Regions from separate parts of the Homo sapiens genome. Here regions 2 and 3 are each linked to region 1. A link is an interaction called in ENCODE POLR2A ChIA-PET data of the cell type or tissue named here. Cell type or tissue: MCF 10A. All regions are shown on one strand.

Evidence for each region. ChIA-PET counts read pairs that join two places held together with the same protein. Peaks named below come from ENCODE experiments on the same cell type or tissue, not always from the same donor. Only the 100,000 strongest peaks of a DNase experiment are listed, where the experiment ranks them.
Region 2: POLR2A ChIA-PET joins it to region 1 with 5 read pairs; 2 of 35 experiments call an interaction of 5 or more read pairs at or near these places.
Region 3: POLR2A ChIA-PET joins it to region 1 with 5 read pairs; 3 of 35 experiments call an interaction of 5 or more read pairs at or near these places.

Annotation. Positions count from the first base shown.
Region 1 is chr1:178,217,575-178,222,574 of GRCh38, forward strand. The region is part of intron 1 of RASAL2 (RAS protein activator like 2); the gene reads left to right. Among named protein-coding and RNA genes, the nearest start is that of RASAL2, 130 kb to the left of the region's middle. In MCF 10A, no CTCF peak of the experiment used is centred here; a DNase peak (open chromatin) is centred at 2,717.
Region 2 is chr1:178,294,953-178,299,952 of GRCh38, forward strand. All of the region lies in intron 2 of RASAL2 (RAS protein activator like 2), which reads left to right. Among named protein-coding and RNA genes, the nearest start is that of CLEC20A, 200 kb to the right of the region's middle. In MCF 10A, no CTCF peak of the experiment used is centred here; no DNase peak of the experiment used is centred here.
Region 3 is chr1:178,148,257-178,153,256 of GRCh38, forward strand. All of the region lies in intron 1 of RASAL2 (RAS protein activator like 2), which reads left to right. Among named protein-coding and RNA genes, the nearest start is that of RASAL2, 57 kb to the left of the region's middle. In MCF 10A, no CTCF peak of the experiment used is centred here; no DNase peak of the experiment used is centred here.

The DNA of each region.
Region 1 (5,000 bases):
ATAAAGTGAGTCACATGAATTTTTTTGTTTCTCAGTCCATATAAAAGTTGTGCATTATGTCTAAAAAATCACATACCTGAATTTAAAATTTTTTTATTGCTAAAAACTGCTAATGATCATCTGAGCCTTCAGAGAGTTGTAATCTTTTTGTTGAAGAGTCTTGCCTCAATACTGATGACTGCTAGCTGCTCAGGGTGCTGGTTGCTGAACATGGGGATGGCTGTGGCAATTTCTTAAAAGAAGACGACAATGAAGTTGCCCCATTGATCAACTTTTCCTTTCATGAAAGATTTCTCTTTAGTATGCAGTACTGTTTGATAGCATTGTACCCACAGAATTTCTTTCCAAACTGGAGTCAATCCCTTCAAATTCTTCCACTGCTATATCAACTAAGTTTATGTAATAAACTTCTATCTCAAGATGGAATAAACTTCCATCTCAAGAAGCCGCTTTCTTTGCTTATCCATAAGAAGCAACTCCTCACCCATTCAAGTTTTGAGATCACAGAAATTCAGTCACATCTTCAGGCTCCACTCCTAATTCCTATTCTCTTGCTATTTCTAACACATCTGCATTACATCCTTCACTGAAGTCTTAAACCTTTCAAAGTCATCAATGAAAGTTGGAATCAGCTTCTTCCAGATACCTGTTAATGTTGATATTATGGATGTCATGTTAGGAGGGATGAAAACAACATTAATCTACTTGTGTATCTCTATCAGAGCTCTTGGGGTAACTAAGTGCATTGTCAATGAGCAGTAATATTTTTAAAGGAATCTTTTTTTCTGAGCAATAGGTCTCAACAGTGGGGCTTAATATAGTCAGTATGCGGCCAGGTGCAGTGGCTCATGCCTGTAATCCCAGCACTTTGGAAGGCCGAGGCGGGCGGATTACCTGAGGTCAGGAGTTCAAGACCAGCCTGGCCAACATGGTGAAACCCCTTCTCTACTAAAAATACAAAAATTAGCCAGGCATGATGGCATACTCCTGTAATCCCAGCTACTCGAGAGGCTGAGGCAGGAGAATTGCATGAATCCTGGAGGAGGAGGTTGCAATGAGCCAAGATGCGCCATTACACTCCAGCCTGGGCGACAAGAGCGAGACTCCGTCTCAAAAAAAAAATTCAGTTTGCCATGCTTAAAACAGATGTGCTGTCATCCAGGCTTTGTTATTTTAATGATAGAGTGCAGTCAGAGTAGATTTAGCATAATTCATACGGGCCCTAGGATTTTTTGGAATAGAAAATGAGCATTGGCTTCAACTTAAAGTCACCAGCTGTATTAGCCCCTAACAACAGAGTCAGCCTATCCTTTGAAGCTTTTAAGCCAGACACTGACTTCTCTAGCTATGAAAAGTCCTAGATGGCATTTTGTTCCAATAGCAGACTGTTTCATCTATGTTGAAAATCTGTTGTTTAGTGTACAGTGTTCATCAGTGTTCTTAGTGTTCATCAATGGTCTTAGCTAGATCTTCTGGATAACTTGGTACAGCTTCTGCATTAGCACTTGCTGCTTTACCTTGTACTTTTATGTTCTGGAGATGGGTTATTTCTTTAAACCTTATAAACCAACTTCTGCTAGCTTCAAACTTTTCTTCTGTAGCTTCTTTACTTCTCTCAACCTACATAGAATTGAAGAGAGTTAGGGCCTTGCTCTGGATTAGGCTTTGGTTTAAGGAAATATAGCTGGTTTGATCATTTATTCAGACCACTCAAGCTTTATTGTTTTGCTTTCTTATATTTCATGTGATGCCTGGAGAGTAGCACTTTTAATTTCCTTCAAGAACTTTTCAGGCCAGGTGTGGTGGCTCACACCTGTAATCCCAGCACTTTGGGAGGCTGAGGCTGGTGGATCGCTTGAGCTCTGGGTTTGAGACCAGCCTGGGCAACAAACCCTATTTCTACAAAAAGTAGAAAAATTAGCCAGGCTTGGTGGTGCACGCACATAGTCCCCTCTACTCAGGAGGCTGCGGTGGGAGCATCGTTGGTCAAGGCTGCAGTGAGCTGTGATCGCGCCATAGCACTCTAGCCTAAGTGACAGAGTGAGACTCTGCCTCAGGAAAAAAAAAAAAAAAGAAAGAAAGAAAGAAAGAAAAATAATTTTTCCATTTAATTCACAACCTGGCTGTTTGGTGTAAGAGGCCTATCTTAGCTTTTGTTTTGCCTTCCTCACTAAGCTTAATCATTTCTAGCTTTTGATTTAAAGTGAGATATGTGACTCTTCCTTTCACCTGAACACTTAAATGCCATTGTAGGGTGATATGGTTTGGATGTTTCATCCCCTCCAAATCTTGTGTTAAAATGTGACCTCCAATGTTGGAGGTGAGGCCTAGTGGGAGGTGTCTGACTAATAGGGGCGGGTGGATCCCTCGTGAATGGCTGGTACCCTCCTCTCAGTAATGAGTGAGTTCTTGCTCTGAGTTCACACGAGATATTGTTGTTTAAAAGAGTGTGGTATGTCCTCTCCTCTCTTTAACTCTCTCTCTCTCACCATGTGATATGCCTGCTCCCCCTTTGCCTTCCACCATGATTGTAAGCTTCCTGAGGCTGTCACCAGAAGCAAAACAGATGCTGTGCCATGCCTGTATAGGCTGCAGATCCTTGAGCTGAACAGACCTCTTTTTTAAATAAATTACTCAACCTGAGGTATTCCTTTATAGAGACACAAAGTAGACTAACATATAGGATGACTAATTGTCCTAATTTCCACATCATCATGTCTCAGCAAATAGGGAGGCCCAAGGGGAAGAAAAGAGGCAAGGAATGGCCAGTTGATGGAGCAGTCAGAACACATAAGGGTTTATTGGTTATGTTTGCTATCTTACGTAGGTTTGTGGTGCCCCCAAACAATTACAGTAGTAACATCAAAGATTATTTATCATAGATTACCATAATAGATACAATAGTAATGAAAAATTTGAAGTAATGTGAGAATTACTACGGGTGATACAGAGATACAAAGCGAGCACATGCTGCTGGAAGAATGGTGCCAACAGACCTGATTGACACAGGGTTGCCACAAACCTTAATTTTATAAAAAATGCAATATCTGCAAAGTGCTAAAAAAATGAGATATGCCTGTAGTTGGAATCATACAGTATGTAGCCTTTTCAGATTGGCTTCTTTAACTTAGTAATATGTATTTAAGGTTCTTCCATGTCTTTTCATAGCTTGATGGCTCATTTCTTTTTAGCACTGAATAATATTCAGTTGTCTGGATGTACCAAGGTTTATTTAGCCATTTGTCTACTGAAAGACATGTTGGTTGCTTCCAAGTTTTGGCAATTATGAATAAAGTTGCTATAAACATTCATGTGGAGGTTTTTGTGTGGACATAAGCTTTCAGCTCATTTGGGTAAACACCAAAGAGTACGATTGCTGAATTGTACGTTAAGAGTATGTTTAGTTTTTAAAGAAACTGCCAAATCGTCTTTTAAAGTAGCTGTACCATTTTTGTGTTCCCACCAGCAGTGCATGAGAGTTCCTGTTGCTTCACACCCTTGCCAGCATTTGGTGGTTTTAGTGTTTAGGATTGTTGCCATTTTAATAGGTTTGTAATGATATGTCGTTGTTTGAACTTGTGATTGATTCCCTAGTGAAATACTTTGTGGAGCATCTTTTCATATGCTTATTTACCATTTGTATGTCTTGTTTGGTTAGGAGGCTGTTGAGATTTTTGCCCATTTTTAATTGATTTCATTGATTTCTCCTCTAATTTTGTTTATTCTACTTACGTTGTATTTAATTTGCTTTTGTTTTTCTAGTATCCTAAGGTAGAAGCTTCAGTTATTGATTTTAGACCTTCTTTTTTTAAGATATGCATTTCAATGTTATAGACTTCCCTATAAGTACAGTTTTCACTGCATCCCACAAATTCTGATAAGTTATATCATCATTTTTACTTAGTTTGCAATATATTTAAATTTCTCTTGAGATTTCTTTGATAACATGTACTTGAAAGTGTGTTGCTTTATCTTTATGTGTTTGAGGATTTATCAGCTGTCTTTGTGTTATTGATTTCTAGTTTAATTCTGGTGTAGTCTGAGAGCAGACATGGTATGATTTCTATTTTAAATTTGTTAAGGTGTGTTTTATGACCTAGAATGTGGCCTATCTTGATGAATGTTCCATGTGAGCTTGAGAAGAATGTGTGTTCTGCTGTTGTTGAATGAAGTAGTCTGTAGATGTCAGGTATATTCAGTGAATTGCCGGTGCTGTTGAGATCAACTATATTCTCACCGATTTTCTGCCCACTGGATCTGTCCATTTCTGATAAGAGGGCTGTTAAAATTTCCAACTGTAATACTGGATTCATGTATTTCTCGTTGGCATCTCTTAATTTTTGCTTCCTATCTCTTAATGCTCTGTTGTTAAGTGCATACACATTAAGGATTGTTAAATTTTCTTGGAGAATTGACTCCTTTATCCTTTCTTTACCCCTGATAATTTTTATTTCTCTAGTCTGCTGTGCTGAAGTTAATATAGTGATTCCAGCTTTTGATTTGTGTTAGCACAGTATAGCTTTCTCCATTTACTTTTAATCTATGTGTGTCTTTATATTTAAAATGTATTTCTTGTAGATAACGTATAGTTAGGTTTTGTTTTGTGATTTATTCTAACGGTCTCTATTTTTAAATTGGATTTAGATTATCGATGTGTAAAAGTGATTATTGATATATTTGGATTATTAATATCTACCATATTACTTCCTATTTGTATTCATTGCCTTTGTTCTTTTTTCCTTATATGTCTTCCACCCATTTTCTACATTTTCTGGTTTAATTGAGCATTTTGTTTCACTCCATTTTCTTTTGTTTCTTAGCATGTCAGTTATCTTTTTTTAACTTTTTAAATTGTTTGCTTTTGAGTTTGCAATATACATTTACGATTAATTCAAGTCTAGTTTCAAATAACACTGTATCATTTTACAGATACTGCATGTATCTTATAATAAGAAAATATTCCTAATCTCTCTCTGGAATCCTCAATTTTTGATGCTTAA
Region 2 (5,000 bases), 77 kb after region 1:
TAGTGGTCATGTTGAGCAATGACAGAGATCTGACACTGCCAGTGAGAAATCTGTTTAAAACCTGACTACTCCAGGAATCCAGCTGAGATACCAGAAAGATACCTCAAAGTTGTGGAAATTGAGGTTTATTAAAGCCAAATGATTTATTTATATCTTCACACTTAGTACTGGTAGCCAAGGACTAATAAGTGAATAATTAGAATTGGAGGTACAGAGTATAGATCAGTGGTTCTCAACTTTGCATGTCTAGAATGTCTAGAGTGGTCTAAGCGTTGGCATTTTTTTTCTCCCAAAAAAAAAAAAACAAAAAAAAACCAGGGTACATGTGCAGAATGTTCAGGTTTGTTACATAGGTACACGTGTGCCATGGTGGTTTGCTGCACCTATTGACCTGTCCTCTAAGTTCCCTCTCCTCACCCCTCACCCCCCAGCAGGCCCTGGTGTCTGTTGTTCACCTCTCTGTGTCCATGTGTTCTCATTGTTCAGCTCCCGTTTATGAGTGAGAACAGCATTGGTTTTTTTTTTTTAAAGCTCCCATAGATGATTATAAGTTGCAGCCAAGGTTGAGAATGTCTGTTATACCTGACACTTTGAGATGCTTATCCATGATAGGAAGGAGAGGAAACAACACCTTAAGGCAGTGGTTCGCAACCTTAGTGAGCATCAGAATCAGTCGGAGGCTTGTTAAAACACAGATTGCCAAGCTCTACCCTGAGTTTCTGATGCAGTAGGTCTGGGGTGGGGACTGAGAATGTGGTTTTCTAATAAGTTCCTGGGTTATGCTGTTGCTGCTGGTACCTAGACCGCTTGTTTTGAGAACCAGTGCCTTAAGGAAATAAGAAAGTTGAGGAATTGTTTTTTCTTTAAAGTACTGAAAAATCCTCTTAAGCATATAGTAGTCCTGAGCATCTTTTTAGCATTCTTTAGGAAAAGAAATAAGAAGAGCTTTCTGATGCTAGTTAGCGTAATCTTGATTTCCTGTACTTGACTATCTGTTTAATCTGTATGAGTTTAGATTGAAATCAACATTAATTTCCATATGATTCTAAACAATATGAAAGGCAGTTTTACAGAAAATATGTGTGTATGTGTGTGTGTATATATATGTGTGTGTATATGTATGTGTATATATGTGTGTGTATATATATGTGTATATATGTGTGTATATATATGTGTATATATATGTGTGTGTATATATGTGTATATATATGTGTGTGTGTGTGCATATATATATATATAAATATGTGCCACATTGCTTTTTGATTTTCCTGGATGGTTTGAAATTAACAAAGAGGACAGGGAGCCAGAGCTCTAGTTTGGCTTTGTTATTAACACATCTTAGATACCTGAGATATCTCCTTTTCTACTTTCTTCCTATAAAATGGAATGAAATTAAAGTGCTCGGTTTTGTTTGTTTGTTTTTGAGAGACAGGGTCTCACTCTGTCACCCAGGCTGGAGTACAGTGATGTGTTCATAGCTCATGGCAGCCTTAGATTCCTGTGCTTAAGTGATCCTCTTGCCTCAGCCTCCCGAGTAGCTGGGACTGCAGGTGCATGCCACTACAACTGGCTGATTTTTATTTTTTATTTTTTTAAAGATGGGGGATCTCACGTTGTTGCCCAGGGTCTTGAACTTTTGGCCTCAAGAGATTCTCCCACCTTGACCTCCCAAAGTGCTGCGATTACAGGTGGGAGCCCTACTGCACCTGGCCTTGATTTTTTTTTTTTTTTTTTTTTGAGACAGAGTTTTGCTCTTGTTGCCCAGGCCAGAGTGCAGTGGCACAGTCTCGGCTCACTGCATCCTCCACCTCTCGGGTTCAAGCAGTTCTCCTGCCTCAGCCTCCCAAGTAGCTGGAATTACAGGCATGCCCCACCATGTCCAACTGATTTTTTGTATTTAGTAGATATGGGGTTTCACCATGTTGGTCAGGCTGGTCTTGAACTCCTGAACTCAGGTGATCTACTCACCTCAGCCTCCCAAAGTGCTGGGATTTACAGACATGAGCCACCACACCCAGCCAATTTTTTTTTTTAGTTGAGGCAAAAGAAGATGAGAAGAAGCCCAGTACAGGGCCACAAGGGCAGAGAAGAAAAAAAAACAAAGAAAGAAAATTTACTCTCATGTTATAGAACTTGGAAGATACATAATTTTTATGAGGAATTCAGTATAAACAAGTAAATATGAACTAGTAAAATAAATTACGACAATCACACTGGAGAAAATTGCTCATGTATAGCTGATTCTCTTAGCTATATGCTAAGATTTGTATATTTCAGCTTGGGTCATTTGAAATTACTTGAAATAGGATCTATCCAATTTTAAAGGAGTAGATCAATATCTTTTTAAAAAATATTTTAGCTAAGAAGCAATCTGTAGTGTGGCTCATACCTGTAATCCCAGCACTTTGGGAGGCTGAGGCGGGTGGATCACCTGAGGTCAGGAGTTTGAGACCAGCCTGGCCAACATTGTAAAACCCTGTCTCTACTAAAAATAAAAAAAAAAAATCAGCTGGGCGTGGTGGCGGGCACCTGTAATCCCAGCTACTTGGGAGGCTGAGACAGGAGAATCGCTTGAACTTGGGAGGCGGAGGTTGCAGTGAGCCAAAATCACACCACTGCACTCCAGCCTGAGCAACAAGAGCAAGACTCCATCTCAAAAAAAAAAAAAAAAAAAAACTTAAGAAATGCAATTCAGAATAAAGGTTATATTATGTTCTTTGTATCCTGAATGAGAAGTAAAATGCCCTAACCTTTAAAAGTGAAACTTTGAATACAACCTTTTATCATATTTTAAGTTTTAATACTGGGAAATAAAGAGTCTACATTAAAACTTTGAGAAAATAATTGAGTGAATTTTAGGCCCAAATAAAAAATATTGTATTTATTCTCTCCTTTGATATAGCAGAGACAAAATATGTCCTCATAGAAGACATTCTTACTTTATTTGGATATGGCGTTTATAAATTTGCATAGAAAAAATATTTCCTCCTAAAACACCATAAGAAACTACTACTTTTTTTCTGCATGGTTTAGACCTTTATTATTTAAAATAATAGGCATTTTTAGAACTATTATCAAATAGTTATGTTTATTTAGATTGAACTATTTCTTCAAAGAACCAGACTATTTTTTCCAAATTTACTGTCATTCTTCCCACTTTTAAGGCAGATACAGGATATGTTTCGCCTTTTTTAATAGGAGATAGTCATTTAAACCTATCAGTGATACTCTTTTAATTATTTAAGTAGAGATAATAAAATTTCCATCCTGAAAGGGACAGATGACTTAGATTACTGTTTGTGAAGTTTTATATTACAGAGTACTTTTGGAAGACTTCATGTCTTTATTGATGCTATTTTTTGGCCTCAGCTTATTTTTGTAATTTTACATTTCTTCTGCCCTTCAATTTCTCAATGTGCAAAGAGTAACCATAGTTATGGTAATAAGGAAATGGGAGAATTGGGGGTCCTATAAGGAGTATGAAAATTTGAAGTGCCTATGGAGGCATTAGGAATTTGCTCCTCGGATTCTCAGTAACAGAGAGAGAGTTTTCCTTGCCATCATCTCCTTGACCCAAGTCACAGGAGTTGGATTACGGAAGCAAAGCAGAAGGCATGTACACTTAAGCCTATACCTGTCCTACTTTTGCTGGATCAATTGATGCAATACATGTCCATTATAATCATTTGAAGAAATAAATCATTCATTCCCCATCTCTTAAAAGGAGATAATAATAATGTCTCCCTCATAATGTCACACATATGAACTCATTAGACTTGCACATGTAAGAACTCAGTGTTTCATTATTGAAATATATTGAAAACAGTATTGGAGCCATAATAAATTAGGAGTTATGATTAATTATGACATACTCTGCCAAACTATTTAGGATGTTACAATTCTTAATTCTGATAAAAGCTACTAGTAAAATCTCATTACTGAATACTTAGGATTACCAGAAAAAAAAAACCCCAAAACCAAAAAAAACCCACAACTTTGAACCATCCCATTACTCTACATTGATAACCTGCTTTGTAAGTCTTAAAATAGTTATTAGTATTAGAGATTTTTTTTTACTATTCATAGTTCTCATTCCACTTGATATGCAAATAACCGCTTGATATGTTTCTGAAATTATGTCAGAAAAAATGTTTATTAGGATTATAAAAACACTCTTACCTTTGGAAGAAAATATACCATTTTATGTTGGTATCTATACAAGTTTCCACTGAAAATGTGATTTATTAACTATGTCTAAGTGCTCAACTCTAAAATTGAAGAACATTTGGGTGATCTTACTACCTTTAATGAAATATTTTAAGATAATTTTGAGGCGAAGTCTTTCTGATCAACTTTTATTTCCATTTATTTTATTTAACATTGGACAAAATTGGAGCTTGTGAACCAGTTTCTGATATAGAAAAACATTTTATTTGTGTGGGTGTTTTGTTTTCTGAGCTCCAGGAGCAAGTACGCACCTGGTTATGATTTGTACATACTTCATGTTAGCTAATTTACATGCCCACCTTTCCTGATGTTTCAGTTTTCTTTTTTCTTTTTTTTTGAGATGGAGTCTTGCTGTGTCACCAGGCTGGAGTGCAGTGGTGTGATCTCGGCTCACTGCAACCTCTGCCTCCCAGGTTCAAGCGATTCTCCTGTCTCAGTCTCCCAAGTAGCTGGGACTACAGGTGGGCGCCACCACGCCCAGCTAATTTTTGTATTTTTGTAGAAACAGGGTTTCACCATGTTGGCCAGGATGATCTGGATCTCTTGACCTCGTTATCCACCCACCTCAGCCTCCCAAAGTGCTGGGATTACAGGCGTGAGTCACTGCACCTGGCCCAGTTTTCTTTTTAAAGGAAAGCTTACTGTGAAGGGGTTGGTAATACCTTACCATTGTATATACTTTATTTCTATATTTCTCCTGCCTTACTCTTTGTTACACACTCCTGTCTTCTTTGACTAAAACCATTATTCAATCAGAACGTAGTTATGGTGAG
Region 3 (5,000 bases), 69 kb before region 1:
GCTTGGTAAAGTGCTTTGACTTTCAGTTTTGACCCCTGTGGGGCAAGTTTTATGTATACACTATAAATTGTCTGGAGGAAAGCCATTTAGTTAGCATCTCTTAAATGGTGAATTTAAGCACAGTAATTTTATTAAACGCATAGTCAATAGGCTTAATGTGGTTAATCTATTTCATTCTTATTTATTTATTTATTTATTTATTTATTTTTTGAGATAGGGTCTCACTTTGTCAGCCAGGCTAGAGTGCAGTGGTGTGATCTCGGCCCACTGCAGCTTCAACCTCCTGGGCTCAGGTGATCCTCCTGCCTCAGCTCCTCAAGCAACTGGGACTACAGGTGTGCACCAGCATGCCTGGCTGCTTTGTATTTTTTGTAGAGACAGGATTGCCATGTTGCCCAGGCTAGTCTCAAATTCCCAAGCTCAAGCAATACACTACCTCAGCCTCCCAAAGTGTTAGGATTACAGGCATGAGACACCTCACCCAACCCCTTTACCATTAACTGAATTAGATTTAGAAATTTGGAGAGTTGTCCATGGCTACTCAAAGTTGTTACTGTACACTTATATGAATATCAATATGTAAATACATGGGTTTATTTAGATAATCTTGGAGATTCTCTTTGTAATTTTGTAAACTGTTTTGTTTTACTTTAATTTCCCATCCATCTTCTCTTTCTCCGATCTGGAAAACAAACGACTATGACAGCTGGATTCCTATTCTCATTCTCTCTCTTTCTTCCTCTCTTTTCCCCTTCCCTCCCTTCTTTTTTCCTAAGTATAGATGACAGAAGTATTTTATTAAGGAGGATTGTGCCATATGAATGATCTAAACCCATGTAAAAATACCCTTGTTGAGTTAGATTATTCTAGGACATAAACTGTCTCCAAATTACTCACTAATTTGGGTATTAATGATATGAAAATTAAGCCTTTTAGAGATTCTAAACTTACAGATAATATAAGAAGAGTTTATGTTCTTAGATTTTTGTGTGTATGTGTTTACTCTATAAAAGGGAATGTACTAGGCATTTGTAGGAATTTTAATCTGTTATCTTAAGGAGTATGCCAAAATCTGATTAAGTAAAACATAACAAAGGTAGATTTATTTTTCATTTCTGGCTGTTGTACAAATTGTCAGTATAAAATACTCTAAAATTGTTGTGGATTTAATTCATTTTTTTCTTAACCTCAAAATTTTTGCCAGTACCTCTTTAATCATTGTATTCTTTCTTTCTGCTTGTCATCTCATAATTTTCTGTTATTTGCCTCATAGTAGTTGCTGTCTTTGTCTTTTTCCATATTGTGCATTAATTTTTAATGTACCTTTTTGCCAAACTTTGAGTATCACAGAGTCCACATCTTCTTTGTGAGCCAAATTGGAAGAAAGAATATTCTTTCTTCTTTGTATGAAATCAAAACTGTCCTGTATTCTGTTTAAATATGTTTCCTATCATCTTTCCTTCTACCGCCTTTCTAGATGGAAGGCAGATTTGATCAAATAATGCAGTCTGAATGATTCTTTGTTGTACTTAAAAATAAATTACATTTAACATGCAAATAGGATCACTCTGATACTTAATTATCTGTTGTTTGACCACTGATCCTCCTTCATTAACTAACGGAAACAATTAGACTAGGAATGATTGTTACTGGACCAGATTTAGAAACTGCCACAACCCCCAGTATATAAATTTTGTGAGTTCTATTAGTATTGGTTTCTGCTTTAGATGGTTCAACTTCTACTTTTTCCACTTTTAAAGGTACCATCCTATTTTAGGAGAGTTAGAATTGTAAGTTACTTCCTTGTCAATTCATTAGATAAGCTTGATTATGAAACTTTTCATCTTTTAATAGATTTTCTGTGATGTTTTAATAATTAAAAGCCTTATATTATTGACTGATTAAATTAAGAAATTACAGTATATTGGGCTTAACTGTTAGGTTATTTATTTTTTTGCGACGGAGTCTCACTTTGTCATCCAGGCTGGAGTGCAGCAGCATGATCTCGGTGCACCGCAACCTCCACCTCCTGGGTTCAAGTGATTCTCCCACCTTAGCCTCCCAAGTAGCTGAGATTAGCCCTCACGCCTGGCTAATTTTTTTATTTTTAGTAGAGACAGGGTTTTGCCATGTTGGGCAGGCTGGTCTCAAACTCCTGACCTCAGGTGATCCACCCGCCTTGGCCTCCCAAAGTGCTGGTATTACAGGCGTGATCCACTGCGCTCTTGGCCTGTTAGGTGTTTTTTAAACCAAAATAAGAATCTACTGGTTTTCTCCATAGAAGATAAAATGTTGTCTATTGTTACATTGATGTGGACTTTAGGAATTTAATTCAAGTATTTCAATATAAAAATATTGAACACTTCTAAAACCTGTGGCTTCTGTGGGATTATCTGTTTGTATATTCGTTGGATCCTCATTATTCATCATTATTCATGGATTCTGTGTTTGCAAATTCACCTGCTTGTTAAATTTTATTTTTAACCCCCAAATCAATACTTGTGTTGTTTTTGTGGCTACTTGCAGAGCAGCAAAAATTTGAGTCACCAGTCATTCATCTTCCCAGATGAGGTGGGAAAAAAGCAACACTCTGCCTTATTATTTCAGCTGTTATACTGTAAATAAGCATCCTTTTTGCTATTTAGTGCCATGATTTTTTTCACTTCTTTTGTGCTTTTTCTTGGTGATATGGTTGTTTAAATGGTGCCATATGAAGTGCTGAAGTGTTATCTAGTGTTTGTAAGTGCAAGAAGGCTATGCTCTACCTTCTGGAGAAAATATGAGTGTTGAATAAGCTTTATTTAGACTGTTGACCATGAGTTCAATGTTAATGAATCAACAATATAAAATAAGGTGCTTTAGCAGCCAGGCATGGTGGCTCACGTCTGTAAGTAATCCCAGCACTTTGGGAGGCCGAGGCGGGTGGATCACTTGAGGTCAGGAGTTTGAGAACAACCTGGCCAACATGGTGAAACCCTGTCTCTACTAAAAATACAAAAATTAGCCAGATGTGGTGGCACATGCCTGTGGTCCTAGCTACTCAGAGACTGAGTCAGGAGAATTGCTTGAACCCAGTAAACGGAGGTTGCAGTGAGCCGAGATCGCACCACTTCACTCTAGCCTGCGCAACAGAGTGAGACTCTGTCTCAAAAATAAAATAAAATAAAATAAGGTACTTTAAACAGAAACACACATTAAACAAGATTATGTATTGATCAGTTGATGAAAATGTTGTGACCAGAGGCTTACAGGAACCTAACCTTGTATTTCTCATATTCGCTAAGCGGTTCAGTATTGGCTAATTCGGTGTTTGCAGTGACATGGTAGAACATAACTATTGATAATAACCAGAATTGATTGTATATTGTGGTAGCTCACCTCCAAAATGGCCTCCAATGATCCAAGGCTCCTGGTGTTTACATGCTAGTGTAGTCCCCTTCCACATTGAATTATAGCTGGTTGACTCTGTGTCAGCAATAGAATACAGTGGATGGTGATGATTTGTGCTTTCTGAGGCTGGGTCATGAGAAGAATTACAAACTTCTGCCTTGATACTTGTGTTGTTCTTTCTGGAGGAAGCCAGCTGTTCCACTGTACCCAGAGGACGTCTGTATAGTCCTGTGGAAAGGCCCACCTGGAGAGGAACTTAACATCCTGGCTGAGGTGTAGTAAATTTTATGTTTGGTCTTTGTCTCTGTTCCTGGCACAGAGTTCCTTGAACTCATGGAGTTTCCTGAGTGTTAGGAGAGTGTTTTGTTAGTCATAAGAAGTTCCTTTTGATTACACCTAAATTTATGCTGGTGAGGTGACTTAGAGTGGAGCCACTGAATTGCCTCAGGATATGGCTGGTAACCAGACAGACCATGTGATTAGAGGGTGGAAATTTTCAGTTTCACTCACCAACCTCTGGGGGAAGTAGAGGCTGGAGATTGAGTCCTGTAGGAGCTCTTCCTTAAAACAGCAGTGTTTGGTGAACTTCTGGATTGAACACGTGGAGGTACTGGGAGGGTGGTTCACATGGAGAGGGCATGGGAACTATGTGTCCCTCTTCCCCATCTTAACTTGCCCTACGCATCTCTTTCATTTGACTGTTCTTGGGTTGTATCTCTTATAATAAATCGTAAATATAAGTACAGTGTTTTGTGAGTCATTCTAGCAAATTATTGAATATGAAGAGGTTGTTGTGGAGACCCCTGATTTATAGCTGGTCAGTCAGAAGTATGGGTGGCCCCTCCAGGACTTGAGACTGGTGCCTGGAATTAGCCAAGCGTGGTGGCGGGCACCTGTAGTCCCAGCTACTCGGGAGGCTGAGGCAGGAGAATCACTTGAGCCTGGGAGGCGGAGGTTGCAGTGAGCCGAGATTGGGCCACTGCACTCTAGCCTGGCAACAGAGCTAGACTCTGTCTCAAAAAAACAAAACAAAACAAAACAAAAAAGCCACCTTTTTCGGTAGAAAATTTTATACATACACAAAAGTGGAGAAAATAATTTAATGAGTCCCATGTAACCATTACTCAGCTTCAACAGTGGTCAACTCATGGCCAGTCTTGTTTCGTTTGAACCTGTTTACTTTCCAGTCACACCCTTTCAGATTATGTTGAAGCAAATCTCAGACATTATTTCAGTAAATAATTCAGTATATATCTCTAAAAGATAATCTATATATCATTATTATATCCCTCCAAATTAGTAATCATTTCTTAAAAATAATCTAATATCCAATAGATATTTATTTCCCCTATTGTCTTACAGTTTAATGTATTTGAATGTGATCCAGATAAATTTCATACATTTTGGTAGTTGTTATATTTCTAGATCTCTCTTAATTTATAGATTCTTTCTCTCTCCCAACCCCCTTTTTGTAATGTTTTGTCAAAGAAACAGGGTTGATTATCTTGTATAGTTTCCCATAGTGTAGATTTTGCTGGTTTTATCCTTGTGGTATCATTAATATGTTCCTCTTGCTCCCCTGCATGTTCTCTATGTTTATAGTTAGATCC